Linked DNA regions of Homo sapiens: region 2 is linked to region 1. The links are chromatin contacts, found by Hi-C or POLR2A ChIA-PET in ENCODE. All regions are on one chromosome and are shown on one strand. The core of a region is the stretch at or near the end of the contact, and the rest is flanking DNA. Distances in the headings are between cores, read along the strand shown.

The links. Hi-C counts contacts between places; a loop is a spot of excess contacts on that map. ChIA-PET counts read pairs that join two places held with the same protein, here RNA polymerase II (POLR2A). Pooled maps may share reads with other maps.
Region 2: a pooled map shows a loop between it and region 1 (2.5-fold over the local background). The contact joins two enhancer-like sites. A Hi-C loop is called at or near these places in 1 of 168 maps with a recorded cell type or tissue (vagina) and 2 of 50 pooled maps. POLR2A ChIA-PET finds 5 or more read pairs at or near these places in 3 of 52 experiments (AG04450, H1 and K562).

The regions. Positions count from the first base shown.
Region 1 is chr4:147,594,683-147,598,443 of GRCh38, reverse strand. No RefSeq gene overlaps it. Among named protein-coding and RNA genes, the nearest start is that of TMEM184C-DT, 21 kb to the left of the region's middle. Within about 2 kb of position 1,308, at least 3 of the 41 ENCODE cell types and tissues checked have a DNase peak (open chromatin) inside an H3K27ac peak, as active enhancers do.
Region 2 is chr4:147,734,197-147,738,306 of GRCh38, reverse strand. All of the region lies in intron 1 of ARHGAP10 (Rho GTPase activating protein 10), which reads right to left. Among named protein-coding and RNA genes, the nearest start is that of ARHGAP10, 4.2 kb to the right of the region's middle. RefSeq lists an enhancer at 1-249. Within about 2 kb of position 1,671, at least 3 of the 41 ENCODE cell types and tissues checked have a DNase peak (open chromatin) inside an H3K27ac peak, as active enhancers do.

The DNA of each region.
Region 1 (3,761 bases), core at 59-2,558:
GTTATTTAACCTGATGTGTTTGGAATAGCTGGTTCAATAGTCTCTTTAAAGGCTTTTGTATTTGTGTTTGAGGATGGAGCTCCAAGTCCAATCTTCCTAAGGCTTGATACCTTCCTCCGCAGTATACCAGGAAAGTTCTTCAGACCAAGGTGTACTAACTTCCTTAAACACAGTTGGAAGAGCTGCTTCTCTTGACAAAGAAGGCTCAACCAAATTTAGAGGTTCAGGTCCCCAACTTCACTGGAATCTGCCAATTTGTCTCCATTCCAATTTTCTAAGGGCCTACTCATTTTGGGCGTGTGAAAATATCCCTTCCGAGGTGAGGGACAAGTTGTTGCATCTGTCCTCTATAAGTTTTCTATTGCTAAGTCACAAATTACCAGAAACTTAATGGATTAAAGTAACCCATATTTATTATCTAACAGTTTCTGTAGGTCAGATGTTGGGGCACGGCATGGCTGGCTTCTCTGCCAGGTATTTACTCGGATGCAATAAAGATATTAGCTGGGACTGTGATTGTCATCTGGGCTTGGCCATTTGTGGCTTTGCTTTTTTGGAAGGTGTTTTGGAGATCTTCCTTTGTTATTGGCCTCACATAGGAGGGTGTGCAACTAGAGCAACCTTTTACAAGTTCCTCAAGGTAACTGCAAACAAACTAGGCATGGAAGGCAGAGAGAGGGGAGGAGTAACATACTTGGGGTGGTCAAGGAAGGAAGAACTTCAGGAATGTGATTTTTAAGATTGAGCTGTGGGCACAAGCAGAACACATTTTGATAACAAGCTAGTAAAGCTAGCTACATTAAACATTTTTTTTTGGTAGCAAGTGATCCAAATTTAATTTTATTTCCTTAAAGAAAAAAAATTTGTTGACGTAGTTGGAAAGTTCAGAAGCTCAGCCAAGTTCAGATGTGGCTGGGTCTAGGGGTTCATAGTGTGGCTGGGTACACGTGTTGTCTCAGATTTCCCTGACACCGACAACAAATTGGGGATTGTCAGCAGTTAGGTTTCCTACAGTGGAACAGACTGGTCTACAGAGAGGCAGGCCTGAGAGAGTTTCTCTTCTCCAGTTTTAGCCAGGCCCTTTCCTAGTCTGCATCTCATTCTGTAATCTTTCAGTGTTAATTTTGAGCTCCTACCTCCTAATATGGACTTTAATTGTTGCAGAAAGAAGTGCTTCCTGTTACTTCTCTAGAATAATTTCATGGATAGTGATTGGCTTGGCTCCAGCCACATACCTCTTTCTGAATCACTGTGCTATGCACATGGCATGGGGTAAACAAATTGGCCAGGTCTGGGCTATGTGCCCTTTTTTGTAGCTGGACAAGGGGTAGGAGGAGATTGATGGGGGCGGGGTAGAATGGGTCCAACTGCACCTGTGCTGCATGGAATGCAATCTCTACAAGAAATACAAATGGTGTTTCCAGGTGCAGGGGGAGGGGATGTTTAGCAGGCAGAAACAGCAGATATCTTCTACACTCAGTAACTATTGGCTTTAGTTCTATAAGGTCATGGAGAGGGCTGAGGAGAGTGGAGGAGAGATAGCTCCTCACCGAAAGGTTTGAGTTACTTTTGTCCACCAAGGGGGAACACATCCATAATTCCACATCATTCAGAAAAATCTTCCCAATGTATAATTTTTAGGGAAATGATGATATATTGAGTTATTTTAGTCATTTTCTTATGTACAACTTTCTAGTTTCTTGTTCATGTTTCCATTTTCCCCATTATCCAGGTACAGTAAAGGAGCTTTCTTTATTCTTTCTCCTCTCTGACCCATCAGTGACTCAGATTTGACAACTCTTGCTTTGTAATGTAGTTTACACCTTCCTGTTCATTATTCTGGGTTAGATCTTTATTACCATAGGCATAGCCTGTCAGGAGTCTACTAACTATTCTCTTTACTTCAAGCAATCCTGCCCTCTACTGCCGGATGAATCTGATAAAATCTTATTCTGATCATGTCAATTTTCTACTTTCACAGCCTGCATTTGCTCCACATATATATTCAGATGAACTCCATATTTTTTACCTGGTGTCTTAATCAATAATCTTATGTTTATAACAGAATAACTGAAACTGAATAATTTATAAAGAAAAAGAACGTATTTCTTACAGTTATAGAAGCTCAGAAGTTCAGGGTCAAGGGACTGCATATGGTGAGGGCCTTCTTGCTGATGAAGACTCTCTGCAGAGTCTCAAGGTGGTGCAGGGCATTACTTGGCAAGGGGCTGAATGTGCTAGCTCAGGTCTTTCTCTTCTTATAAAGTCAGGAGTCCACTCCTGTGATAACCCATTACTCCATTCACCCCTTAATCCATGAACGGATTAATTCCTTGATAAGGATGGAGCCCTCATGATCTAATCACCTCCCTAAGGCCCCACCTCTCAATCCTGCCACAATGGATTAAATTTCAATATGAGTTTTGGAGGGGACACATATTCAAACCATAGCTCTTGGCATCCCCAGGCCTCTATAATATGGCCTGGTTCCTGCTATCCTGTCCTCAGGCCATCTTTCTGTTTACAGTCACAGTAAACATGCCCAGTGCTGCTTCTGCACGGTGCCTACTCATCCTTCTCACTCACAACTCTCTCCTTTCCCTGAGTCTCCCATTTGAATCTAACTCATTCACTCCGGCTCAGCCTAAGTCCAGCCACCCATGAGATTTCTCTAATATTCCCAGTTGACCCTTATCTCTCTTCTGAACTCCATAGGGATTCTTCTCTGAGCTGCCTGTCACACATTTCCCTTACTCTCTTGTGTCATGAGTTATTTTTTCATGTATAAGTGTTGTGTATTCTCAACTCACTTTTAAGTACTTCAAGAGAGGCGTGTCCTAAAGCCTGTTGTATTATTGTCTGTGGGTCTCAGGGAGGTGGTGTGTTGCAGGAGGATGGCACTCCTTTTTTTTTTTTTTTTTGAGACGGAGTCTCGCTCTGTCGCCCAGGCTGCAGTGCAGTGGCGCAATCTCGGCTCACTGCAAGCTCCCCCTCCCGGGTTCACGCCATTCTCCTGCCTCAGCCTCCCAAGTAGCTGGGACTACAGGCGCTCGCCACCACGCCCGGCTGATATTTTGTATTTTTAGTAGAGACGGGGTTTCACTGTGTTAGCCAGGATGGTCTTGATATCCTGACCTTGTGATCCGCCCGCCTCGGCCTCCCAAAGTGCTGGGATTACAGGCGTGAGCCACTGCGCCCGGCCCTTTTCTTTTTCTTTTCTTTTTTTTTTTTTTTTTTGAGACAGAGACTCACTCTGTCACCCAGGCTGGAGTTCAGTGGCGTGATCACAGCTCACTGAAGCCTTGAACTCCTGGACTCAAGCAATCCTGCCTCCTAAATAGCTGGGACTATAGGCATGTCACCACACCCAGCTAATTTTTGTATTTTTTGTGTGGATGGGATTTTGCCATGTTGTCTAGGCTGGTCTCAAACTCCTGAGCTCAAGCGATCTGCCAGCTTTGGCCTCCCAAAGTGCTGAAACTTCAGGTGTGAGGCACTGCTCCCTAACCAAAGATGGCATTTCTATGACTGTGTGACTTTGGAAAACCCTCTGAGCATCAATTTCCCCGTTTGCAATTTGAGCATAATGATAGCTACTGGGCAGGGTGGTGGAAAGGGTTAGCCAAGATGCATGTAAACGGAGAGTCCCAGGGGCTGGTACATGATAGGAGCACAGTGCTTGGTAGCCAGAGGCAGTGCTGAGTAAGGGCTGAATGAGAAGGCTCATCACTATCCATCTTGGTGCCTTCAGCATCTGGCAT
Region 2 (4,110 bases), core at 422-2,921, 140 kb before region 1:
GTGCTGGGATTATAGCCGTGAGCCACCGCGCCCAGCCCTACAATTTCTATTTTACTGACGAGAACACAGATATAGAAAAGCTAAGCAGCTTGAGCAAGGATCCCCTGTTAGCAGGTGGTTGAGCTTGGGTATGAACCCAGCCAGGCTAGTACCTCAGCTTATGCTCTTAATCTTCTATATTATATTCCATCAGCTATTTTAAAGATTAAACACAAAAATACCCTCCTCTCTGTATTCTTTATCCAAAAGTCTACAATGTACCCTAGTCCCCTCAAAAAAAAAAAAAACAACAACAACACAGCGACAAGGAGCTGGTCAAAGGAACCCCAGCAGATGGGAGGACAGAGAAAGGCAATGTGACAAAAAGACACTGAGAACATTAGATTGCTGACTGGCTAGTAAAAAATCTGTTCTAAATAACCATGGCTCAGCTGGTGGCCTGGTGGGAAGCTCTAAATAGGAACAACTCTAAATGGAGTCAAAGACCACCTGCAGTGAGTAAAGCATTTCAAGCTTTTCAAGCCTGTCTGGGTCCCCACCCTGGCTCAAGTCTGATTGTAATTATTTTCACAGCCGGTCTACATTCACACTGGAGACCAGCCACTGTAATAAAGCCCCAAGTGACAGTTGGACTTATCCCAGGTGATGCCCCAAATTGTAGGGGCTCTATGGTAACTTCTTCAAGGCAAAGAGTGTAGATGAGTATTCCTTTCCATTCGGGAAAAAATTACCCTGCAATTTATTAACTTTTTAAAATAGCATTTTATTTTCTGTATCTCTCTAAATTCCACTTGATGGGAGCATAATCACAAAATTTACAATTACACCACTTTATCAAAATTAGGCCATTAAGGCCAGGCGCAGTGGCTGACACCTGTAATCCCAGCACTTTGGGAGGCCGAGGTGGACGGATCACATGAGGCCAGGAGTTCAAGACCAACCACAGTGAAACCCTGTCTTTACAAAAAAAAAAAAAAAAAGTACAAAAATTAGCTGGGCATGGTGGCGCGTGCCCGTAATCCCAGCTACTTGGGAGGCTAAGGCACAAGAATCACTTGAACCCGGGAGACGGAGGTTGCCCTGAGCCAAGATTGCACCACTGCATTCTAGCCTAGGCAACAGGGCGAGACTCACATCTCAAATAAAATTTTAAAAATCTAAAAATAATAATAAATAAAAAACCTAGGGCATTAAGTAGCAGAAAACCCAACTCAAAACTGTCTTATGTCATTTAACAAGACATTCAAAGCATAGAAAATCCCACAGGTCTCCCAACAGCATCAAGAACCCAGATTCAGTTAGCGCGCTATGCCACTTACCCTCAGGCCCAAGATAGTGGGTAGCAGTCCCAGGCATCATGAGAGAATACAGAAAAGTAGAAAACCATCCTTCTTCGCGTCTCCTATGACAAAAGGAAGCCTCCCCCTGCAGTACCCAGACTTCCTGTCACGTCTCCTTGGTCAGAACTGGGATACAACCTCATTCTTCTAATAATTACCAACCCAGAAAATGGGTTTATCATAACGGACTTATAGTTTCTTAACCCTGACTGCTTTAACAGTTCCCCCAGGTGATTTTATTGAGCAGCTACGATTGAGAACCACTGAGTTAGATTAATCAGAATTACCCTGAAATGCCTTCCCCTGAGTCATCTGAAAAGGATGCAGACACTTGAATGAAATCTGGATTGTCAGAGGGGAAAAGGAATGTTGGCTGAACCAGCAGTAGTGTCTACACAACCATTTTACATTTGTGTTTCAAAACACTTTCACACCATTTTATTTATTCCTCAAGGCTTTCTGTATCAGTCCCATTTTACAAAAAAAAAGGAAACCAAGGCTCAAGTTTACAAAATAGGAAAATTATTTTTAGTCTTCCAAATCTCAGTGGGTTTAATGTAATGGCAACTTAAGAAATTTCCCCAAAAGAATATTTCTCTGAAACAGTAAACATAAAGACAGCCAAAGAGAACTTTTATGTTTTTCCTAAGAGGAACAAAGCAAAAACCATTAAAATGCCAAGGCTAGAAGTACCAAAACCAAGTCGGAAGACCTAAATTCTTGTCCAGGCTCTGCCACTAACAAGGCCCTTTACATCCTTTTCCATGCATGTTTAGTAACAGCAGACTCATTAATGAGGGCCCCTTTAGCTTCACACACACACACACACACACACACACACACACAGCTAGACAATTTAAGTTCACTACAGAGCATTTTATATCACTGTATTAGTGCTTAATAACTGTAAGGACTGTTAGTTTTAAAAAATTTTCTCTAAAGAACAAGATACATTTTCTCAAGACTGCCTAACGTAAAATTTATGAGAAAAGCATATATGGTTTATTGCTGTTTCTGGCAACTGTGCTATCTACCTGTATGAATCATAAGCAACTGAAACTACATAGACATCACGAAGGCTTACAAAAGTTTAAACTGCATTTAAAGAAGACACTGGTTATTTTAAGAAAAGAAAGTACTTTAAAAAGAAAACTAAAAAAGCCATTTGAACAAAGAATTCATTGAATTGAGTGAATAATCTCCAAATCCACCACTAAAATGACTGGCTCTTCTCTCTGGAGTTCCTCCCCACCCCTAGCGCTATCCCCAACTTCACCCTACACACAAATGTGCGATACTGTCTCTAAACCATCTCTTTGCTATTATGTCAGCCTTCTGCTGAAAAGCCTTCAGTAACTCTCCACAAGATAAAGTCCACATTCCTAACCTTGTTTTTATGGCCCTCCATAATCTAAAACTGACCTCTCCATCCATCCCAGTCTACTACTCCCTGAAAAACCACCATTCCAGCCAAACTAGTCTCTTCAAACACTCGAGTGTTCTGGTTTCTTCTGGTTTCCAATATGATAAGGTTCTACTCCTTATCACCAGTGAGTTCCAAAACTTTCACAAACCTCCTCCACTCTAACATACAAACCCTTGTCCCTGGAAAAGTTAGAATACTTGTCACTAAATGTTTAACCTTGTCACAGGTATGTGTCTATATCCTTTGTTTCTTCAAGAATTTAGCACAGTGCAGGAAGGAGTTCAAAAATGTTCCTTAGATTGAAGTAATTTCAACTACAGGACAGTAAACTCAAGGGCAAGGGCCTCTACCCCATTATAAATCCGTATCTAATTCCAGTATTTAGCAAATTATAGGTGCTAAATATTTGCAGATTGCTACCTAATTGAATTCAGCAGTAAGCCTTCAGGTCGCATAGGCCTCAAAACTCTAAATATTTATGGAAGACTTCAAAGCATCAAGCCATCAAAATTACATATTGAAATCTTCCAAGAATGTAATGCAAACAGGAGACACCGTGCAGGGCAATTAAAAATAGAAATCACTTAAATACACACTTCTCGAAATGCTCAAAAGGTCATTTTTGTAAAATAAAATATAAAATATCTGGAAATATAAATAATCTGACCTAGTGGGTTTTATTCTTTCTGTAGATCCTCCACCCAATGTCATCCCTTGACTCTCTGATGTTATACAAAAGCTCAACTGGTTAGATGAACCATTTACCTAGACTGCAGTTTCAAATAACCTCATCAAGCCATTTTCAAATGCTGCAGAACCTTATTAGTTCCCCTAAGAGGTAGACAGGGGAAGTTGGACGCAAAAGAATAAGACCTGCTCAATTTTCCTATAGCCACGCCCTAACCAGTGAAGAAGAATTAAATTCAGGTCCCCTGACTTTAGTCCAAGGCTCTTAGTCTTTGATAGGAACTAGAAGTAAACTTTATGGAGCAAGCGGGAAAAGGCATGTGAGCTACAGCTGTGTTCCTGTCACCTTCTGGGAAAGAATTTAAACATAAATTCTTAATGAACATAACGAGAAAAAAAGACACTTCCCAATTACTCTCAAAGCATGATTACAAGTTATGTTTCTTATGCTAAAGGACGAGAATCAAAATGAGTAAGATACTAATTCACAAATTCAAGAAAGTCTACAGTCTGGAGGAAAGCTGACATCTGGCCCCCCAGATGCACTGGCTGCTGCTGGAACCTAACGCATGTGTCCTGATGGCAGGAAAGCTAATATGCTGTCACAGAAATAGCTTTCTACCAGTGGCCAAACTGGCTTTGCCCTCTGCCTCTCTC